2 separate regions of the Homo sapiens genome follow, and region 1 is linked to region 2. Evidence: read pairs that join two places in POLR2A ChIA-PET (ENCODE). Cell type or tissue: MCF 10A. All regions are shown on one strand. Links, peaks and the distances in the headings refer to the core of each region. The heading gives the core; the rest is flanking DNA. Region 1 has its middle 180 kb from the start of FGFR2. Region 2 overlaps LOC124902515 (a long non-coding RNA gene).

What was found. ChIA-PET counts read pairs that join two places held together with the same protein. Peaks named below come from ENCODE experiments on the same cell type or tissue, not always from the same donor. Only the 100,000 strongest peaks of a DNase experiment are listed, where the experiment ranks them.
Region 1: POLR2A ChIA-PET joins it to region 2 with 7 read pairs; 1 of 35 experiments calls an interaction of 5 or more read pairs at or near these places.

What each region holds. Positions count from the first base shown.
Region 1 is chr10:121,415,902-121,420,296 of GRCh38, reverse strand. No RefSeq gene overlaps it. Among named protein-coding and RNA genes, the nearest start is that of FGFR2, 180 kb to the left of the region's middle. In MCF 10A, for the core only: no CTCF peak of the experiment used is centred there; a DNase peak (open chromatin) is centred at 1,826.
Region 2 is chr10:121,150,761-121,155,155 of GRCh38, reverse strand. The region is part of intron 1 of LOC124902515 (a long non-coding RNA gene); the gene reads left to right. LOC105378522 (a long non-coding RNA gene) reads right to left here. Exons shown (of 3, transcript XR_946379.3): 2 at 2,713-3,108. Among named protein-coding and RNA genes, the nearest start is that of LINC01153, 26 kb to the left of the region's middle. In MCF 10A, for the core only: no CTCF peak of the experiment used is centred there; no DNase peak of the experiment used is centred there.

The DNA of each region.
Region 1 (4,395 bases), core at 307-4,306, 270 kb before region 2:
GTTTCTTTGGCTTTGATGTGGGGAACAGTGGGAGGCGAGAGCAGCTGATCTGGTTGTCCTTCCTCAGATGAGACTTGACAGCCGGCTTCAGGATGGCAGGCCAAGCTGTTTTAGGTGGCACAAGACTGGGGCTGGGGGAGGAGAGCCAGATACAGGCCACTCTCTCCTGAAGCCGTTATTTGAAATTCTAATGTTTTAAAATTATTCCTGAGGAATCTGAAATGCTTCAGAGAAATTCCAGTAAGCCCAGAGGATTCTGAATAACATGATACTAATGGCAAAAGAATATTGGGTCTTTAGGGGAAAGTGCCCGTTATTTGAAACGGACTCTTTTTAATGATATGTGAGCTGACCTTGGGTAACAGGATCAACAGGGGTCGTGGGGTCATCCCTCTTGTAGCTGGTGAAGATTACTTAGAAGGGAATGGCTGCTACTTCCCTCGGAGCTCCTTACCCACGCTCCATGTGTTTAGCGTTTTTGAAAAGACCAGACCTGAATTAAAATATCACCTCTCAAAGTACAATCATATTTGCCAGACCAAGCGAACAATGCTTATTCCTGTAAGGATGGTCATCTCCCGAATGAGGCACCTTTTCTTTGAGTGTAGGGTTTCAATTCTTTGGCCTAAGAGTATTGAAGAGCAGTCCCTCTCCTCTTGCCAGAAGCCGCAGGGAAGGGGATGCCAAGGGAGTGTCCCTTGACCCCTCTGTAGAGCAGCCCTGCATTTTGGATGTCCGAGTTAGACTTTGACTGAAGAAAGGTTTCTGTAGCTAATGAACAAAACAAGTAGTTAAAAAACCAAAATGCAAATACCTACTCACCAAAACAAAACACAAAACTGTACAAGGAAAAATCTGCTGTTTAATGGCTTATTCCTGCTTGCTTTTTTTTTCTTTTTTTTTTTCCATTGAGCTTATCCCATGCTTACTAGATATTTATGTCTTTTACATTTAAAGACTGGAAAGCTAGGAAACCCATTATACAATTTGATCTATGAATATTTATTACTAAGTGCTAGAGAAATAAGTAAGACCTGGTTTCCCTCTACTCAAGACGCTTGTTATTTAATAAGGAACACAGTGACTTGTAGGAGTTAGAGCCTCATTTGGGAGGCTGTGGGAAGCCATGGTCAGCTTGTGACCAGGGCAGGATCCAGTCAGAGCTGTGTTTTTAGAAGGCAGTGTGGGAAAGGAGGGTTGGGAAGAGAGACCATGAGGAATGTACCATGGTCCATGCAGGTAGAGATAGTGGGAAGGGAAGAGGAGATGGGTGTGGGGTCACTAGTTTCAGGAAGAGAAGCACAAACATTAAGAGAAACTGTTATAAGGGCCAGACGGTGAGCCCATTTGAACTCTTAGGCTTGAGAGGAGACAGGAAGAAATTGATGTGTTCTCCATGGGTCACTGGTGTTGCTGCACATCTTGTGAGCAAAGGCACAGGTAGCCTTTGTTGTAGATTGCCTTTTCAAGGATGTTTGTCTAGTGAACACCCTTGGATGACAGTGTTTTTCCATGGGCTAGAAAGTAAGTTTGCATGTTGTCCCATAAAATAAATGTAATATCTCAAAGGTCACACAGGCTTATTTGGAGCCCACTATAAAAAGGAAGCTCATGCTGCCTGCTGTGCTGACAGCAATGAAATCTTTGGTCTCTGACCCATGAGTCTTGTGTCTTCTAACATTCATGAGACTGAGGTCAGGAATACAGGCCAGCAATGACAATGCCCTCATGTGAAAATGTATAGGAATTAACTTTTGGCTTTTGAGTAATAGTCAACGTGCACTGAGCTCTTACTGCTTGCCAGTGACTGTCCTAAGCATTGCATGTGTATTACCTCATATGAGGCTCCAATGACTCACCCAGGGGTAATCAGCTCATATTTGAAAGATTATTCCAAAGGGCACTCTTAAGAGGTAGCTACTGCAAGGCATTAACTATTTTTACAATCAAAACCAGAGATTTTTGCTAATAGCATAACAGATGGGAAAAATTTCTTTCTATTGATAAACTATATGTTTAATATGTGTGGGTTGGCCTGTGATATTATACAGGCATCTTTCTGCTGCATGAGCAGGTAGAAGAATCTATAGGGAGCCCAATAGTTCTACCCTTTGGAATGATGCCCCAGGCTTGATTCTGAACTGACTCAGTCTAGCTAATGTTTTGGAGGGTTCTTGCTGCCTGTGTCCAAAGCTTGAATATTTCGACATTGACCTTGAGTGAGTGACCTTTTCATGCAAGTGCAATTGAAGCATCTGAAAGGACAGCTAAGAGTTTGTCAAGTTTACAGAATAGGTTGTGTTTTTCTGCTAGCTTGTTAATAATGTGTATATCTGGGGTGGAATCTATCTAGAAGGGAGGTTTTGGGGAAGAGACTATAGCCCCATCTGCAACTAATTGTTGCAGACTACGAATATTTACTCAAAAGGACATACTAATTGAAAATAACCAAATTGACTTGTGTCAGGCTCCAACTGTCACATAGGTGAATATTATTAATATCTTCATATTACAGATGAGAAAACTGAGGCACAGGGAAGAAGACTGTCTCCCCAAGGCCACACAGCTAGGAAATGCTAGCTCCAAGATTCAAAATGTCACCTTTACTTGTTCTGCTAAAGCAAAATGTAGCTGTCATTCTTTCCTCATCATGAAAAATTAATTTGCAGCAAGGAAGAAGTGGAGATTATATATGTGAAGTTTGCTATTTAAAATAGATGACTGTCAGAGGTCTGTATTTTTAGAATTCATTGCCAGGGGCAGATAAAGTTGTGCATAGGCCAGGCCCAGCCTTCCAGCTTTTGCTTGTCTCTTCTAGCTCTAGGGGATCCAAATATAGTTTTTAACATGGGTGCCTTTCCCTCGGGCTCATTCTGATCTTATTTTAAGGGCAAAGAACGCTGAGCTTGGCTTGGGTAAAATTGGAATTCACCTGCCTGGTGCTTTTTCTTCTTATAAATGTCCTGCTTCCAAGAAGGTAGGTTAACAAGACTTCTGTGGGAGATGCCTTCCCAGAGCTATTCTCTCTTCTTCCTTGATAAGGTTTCAAACACTTAAGTTTGGTCTAAGCCAGCCATGGAAAGTCCATCCTTCTGTGCTGGTGAGTGGTTTATAAGGGACCCTATAACCCAGTCCTGGCCAATGATGGGGAGTAAGTGAGCAATTCTGGACATGACTTTCCTTCTGATAAAAGGTAGAGGGCATTATGAGGAGGAGCCCCTTTTGCTCCCACCCTCTTCCTTTCTGCTTGGGTGGGACACTGTCATGTGAGGACTCGATGTCCGGTGCTGCAGTAGTCATCTTGTGACCAAGAAGGGAGAGTCACCAACACATGACGGTGGCAGAGCAGAAGGACAAAAAGAGCCGAGGTCTTTGGTGGCATTGTTGAGCTGCCTACCAACCTCCAGATGGCCAACCTCCAGCTCAACTCTTATGGGAGACTAACAGTATAAGCTACCTTCAGTTGGGCATCCATTACTTGTAGCTGAAAGCATTCCTAACCAAATAAGTGTTAATTAGTAAATGGCTAACTCTCTGAAAAAAGAGTCCACTCTGATGTTCAAGAAACGTGTCCTGAGACCTTGATTAATCCCATAGTCATAAATCAATGATAAGCCCATAAAATGCAAGAAAGTGTTACTAAAAAAAAAAGGAAGAGACTTTTTGTTCTAATCAGGGACACTTTGGTTGTGAGTGAAAAATTAACAAAAGGAATGAAAGTATTAGCCTAGTAAGTGAAAGGTGGAAACATAAGCTTCAGATACAGCTTGATCCAGGACTCAAATTTTGTTATTAAGTCTTGATCCGTCTTGCATCACTTAGTTCTGATCTTCTTTGACTTGACTTCATGTTCCAGCTCTGAGTGGTAGCAAAAGGCTGCCATCAGCTTTGGGGCCACAGCCTTTATTGTCGAGTCCAGCAGTAAAAGAGCAAGTTCCCCTAAAGGTCCCAGCAAGACTCATTATTTCCATAGCTGTGCTTGGGCTCCATGTCCCCAGGGGAATGTGATGCTTTGATTCAGACCTTAGTCACCTGCCTTGCCTTGCCTTGGCACATGGTAGAGTCAACTTCACCTGAAAGTCCATAGACTGAGGACAGGGAAATAACTTCTTTTCTGGAAGAAATCAGGCACTGTTATTGGAAAGTGGATGAATGTTTGGTTGCAAAATTGGAGATGTTCACTCTGTTCCCTTAGAACAGACTTAAAAAGTCTGTTTTCTGCTTAAAAACCATCTCTTTATTCAAAATTCCTTTTTTTTTTTTTTTTTTTTTTTGATAGAGACAGGTTCTTGTTCTGTTGCCCAGGCTGGAGCACAGTGGCGTGATTATAGCTGACTACAGCCTCAAACTCCTGGGCTCAAGCGATCCTCCTGCCTCCAATCTGATGCCTTCCCA
Region 2 (4,395 bases), core at 173-4,172:
CTTGGCATTTCTGTGCCTCACTTTCATTACCAAGAGTGCAAGTCAGAATTACACATTCACACGCCTCCAGAATCACGTGCCTGTTGCTCATTGTTCCTGGGATCTTTTTGTCAGCTCTCCACTGTCAGTGTACACACACCGAACACAGTTTGCTGATTCAGCCCCACTGTTCCATTTGTAGCTCTCTAACCCAACAATGGGCCGTTGTTTTCAACTATGAAGATGGCCAGGCTGGGCTGAAAGGCAGAGTGCTGGTGATTTTATTTTGTACAGTTGTGAAGACTAACGGCTTGCCTCTCTGTCAATAAAGATTGAGACTTGAAATTCAAGGTCAGGGGCAGGGATACTATTGTCTCCCTTACCCCAAGTTGTCCCCATGGGTGTTGAGACATTTAAGCAGGAGAAGTAATTCTGTCAGCACATGGAGGTATTTGGGCACTTGTTACTCAGGTTTTTGAAAACCCAGGCCAAGGAAACACAAATAACACAGCTCTTTTAACCTTTACATGAGAAGAGAGTTCTCTTTCAGAAAATAAATATTACTATCTCCGCCTCCCTTCTTTTTTTCCACTGCAAAACAGCATGGCAAAACCTCTAAATAAACAAGCAAGTAAACAGAGAGTGGAGAAGCTAAGGCTTCATCTGTATCGGCTGACTCAGGAGGCACCAGTGCCAGGAGCATTTGCCCCAGTCCCTGCACTAGATTCTGGCTCTGGACACCCACACTAAGGAAGTGTCTGTGATGGATAGATTCTAAGGTGATCTTAGTGATGCTACCTCCTGGTGTTCATTCCTTTGATATAATGCTTTCCTCTTGAGTGTGAGCAGCACCTTTGACTTGCTTGGATATGGCAAAGGTGACTGTGTGTCACTCCTGTGGGTGAGTTACATTGTGCAAAATTTGGGCACATGAGAGCTAGAGACTCCTGCTAGAGACAGAGGAATACCAAAAAGGCCATTGTAGCTGGGATAAGGCAAGCAAGGGGGGCGGGGAATGGTGAGGGATGAAGGCAGGTGGGACCTGATGCTAACAACTTTGGATTCAGGGAAGCCTATATCTCAAATGGTGGTGGCCCTGATGAAGTAAGTGACCTTGCTGAGGAGGCCCATTGGTAAGGGACTGCAGGCAGCCTCTAGGACCTGAGGATGGCTTCTAGCTAACATCCAGCAAAAAGTCAGGACACTCAGCCATAAGGAAATGAATTCTTCCAGCAACCTGAATAAACTGGGAAGCAGATTCTTCCCCAGGTGAGCTTTCAGATGAGAATATATCTCAGTCAACACCTCAATTGCAGCCTAATGAGACCCTGAGCAGAGAAGCTATGCCCAGACTCCTAACCCACAGAAACTGAGATAATAAATGAATATAAGATTATGGTAGTTTGTTATGCAGCAATAGAAAATGAATATGCCACCTTTGATTCTTCTGTCATTTGTGAAATGGTTTGTTTCCACATTTACCACTCTCTCTTCCTGCTCCCTCTTCATACTATTTCTTAGCAGAGGGATGTTGAGATCAGAGGAACGTGAGATCTGCTGGGAACTCCATTCACTTGTTTCCCAATAACCTCCAAATGTATTTGTGTGTCCTCCCATTCTTCTCATGTTTTCTCCAACCCTGGGCCAGCTCCTCCATGCCTTACTGGGCTCTACCCTCCAAGGCCACAGGACCTTGATATACCCTGGGGTCCTCGTATAGTCGGTTGCTACCTCTCTGCTTCTTTCCTCAGCCTCTCTAGAAAGCTCATTCCCCCTTCTCTTAAAATAATCAAATAACAAACCCATATGACAATTGATGAACAAAACAACTTCTCTTGACCTTGCCGTGCTGTCAAAGGGTAGTTTTTTTCTCATTCTCTTCACTACAAAGTTCTCTAAAAAGTAGATGCCATGTGTCAATTCTCCAACCTCATTTGTTTCATCTCTCCTGTGCTGTGACCTCCTTTTGTCTGTATTGCTTTGCAGAATGCTCTCAGTAAGGGCAAGCATAGGCCTCTAGTTGCTTAATTCTCATTTCAATCCTCACCTTGGGTGAGGGGTCTGAGTCATTGGAAGCTGCTTTCTTGAACACTCACTCCCCTAGCTCATGGGAAAGCCCTCTCAGGGGTGGCCCCTGTGTAAAATAAAAGTTTCTTTGTAATTAATTAAAGAACTCACACTCCTAAATTGTATCTACTGCATTTCTCTGGTATAGTTAATCCCTATGGAAGTTTTTATAGGCAATTCATTAATTCTTAATTATCTACTCTAAACTTTGTGCTGTTAATACGAGATTTTCCCCTAATATAGTGTCTATTTCATATCTCCTGCTATTAGGAAACTCTGTTAATTAAAAATTTTAAAAATTATGAAGGATTCTTCATAGTTTTCTGGTTCACAAGGGGAGAAGGAGTAATTCGCTGGGGAAGAGGAGGAGAAGGACAATGTATGAAAATAGACCAGAAAAGAAAGGATTACACTGACATTCAATTGTTGACAGATTGCTTATGTTTAATAGTGTCATTTTTTACAACTATCCTCTTGGTATAAAATTTTATTCTATAGTTTCAGGGTTATTTTGCTTAATTTTTTTATTTGTTTTTTCAATTTTCCTTTTTTTGTCATTTTGCTTAATATTTTAATATTTTGATATTTAAGAATTTATTTCAAGAGTTTAGGCCTATATATTTTTTTCAATATAAATTTATTAATAAGCAAATACTTATCACTTACTATATATGTGACATTCTGTACATCTTGTGGGTAGGTGTCATTAGTTCCAAGTTTTGAATGAAGAAAAAGATCCAAAGAGCTCCAAGCTAGCAGACAGAGGCAGAATTCCAATCCAGATGTAACTCTTGTGGCAGAGTCAAAGCTGCTGTGTGTTTGCTATAGGCTTTACTTTCCCCAGGTACAGTGGAAGCCTACATTTCCCAGCATTCCTGGCAGTGAGCTTCTATCTCTGTGACTGTGTTCAAAGAAATGTAGGTGAAGTGATGTAAGGCACTTTCAGGGGTGGTCTTTAGAAACATCCCGTGCAATCTCCCAGACTCTTCCCCTGCCCGCTTTTGAAGTGACATTGAGTGATGCAAATCCAGGATGGGACAGCTTGGATCCCTGAGTCACCACCTGGAGGAGATATGAACAGAAAAGCTTTCCAAATCTCACTGAATTTTGCATAAATGAGAAATAAACTCTTATCACGTTTTACTGCTAAACAAATAACATCATCCCAATTCTAGTACCAATTTCTTAACTAAAGTAAGCACTTCTAGATGTTATTTATTACATTAGTTGACTACAATTTCTGTCGCAGCATCTAGAATTAAGGAAACTGATACTATTCTCTTTGATGAGGTGACATTTGAGCAGAGACTTGAGTGAAGTGAGAATGTGAGCCATGCATGTATCATGGGGAGAAGTGTTCCCCGCAGAGGGGACAGGAAATGGGAGTGTGCTTCTAGTGACAGGAATAACAAGGAGGCAATTTTGGCTGGAACAGAGTAAACAAGGGGAGAATGGGGAGGGATGAAAGCAGTAGGACCTGATCCTTTGAGACCTTTCAGGCCCTGCTAACAACTTGGGATTTAAGGAAGGCTACATCTCTAATGGCTTGAGAAGAATCAAAGTGTCTGAATAGAAAAGATCAATAAAATTAGGAATTGGATTTTTAAGATAGACAAAATTGACAAAACTTTACCTAGTCTAATGAAGACAAAAGAAGACTCATAAATTGTAAGTGGAAGAGAGAGCATAATAACTGATATCACAGAAATACAAAGGATCATGAACAATTATATGCCAACAAATTGGATAACCTAGAAGAAGTGGGTAAATTCTTAGAAACACACAGCCTACCAAGACTAAATCATGAAGAAATAGAAAATTGAAACAGATCAATAGTGGATAAGGATTGACTCAGTAATAAAATATCTCCTAACAAAAAGCTCAGGCCCTGGTGGCTTCACTGGTGAATTCTACAACATTTGAGGAAGAATTAATGATAGTCCTTCTCAAACTCTTAAACAACAACAACAACAACAAAAAAAAAAAAAAAAAAAAAAAAAGAGAGAGAAAAAAAGAAAAGAAGGGAAAGAACACATTCAAACTTATTTTACAAAGTCAACATTATCTAGATACTACAGCCAGACAAGGACACTACAAAAGAAAAAAATCACAGGCCAATATCCTTGATGAACATAGATGCAATCATCCTCAACAAAATACTAGCAATTCAGTGGCATGTTAAAAGGATCATACACAATAATGAAGTGGGATTTATCCTTGGGATACAAGGATGGTTCAAGATATATGTCTTATTCTATTTTCTATTGTTTGCAATAGAAATCCTGAAACTGGGTAATTTATAAAGAAAATGAATTTATTTCTTACAGTTATGGAGGCTGAAAAGTCTAA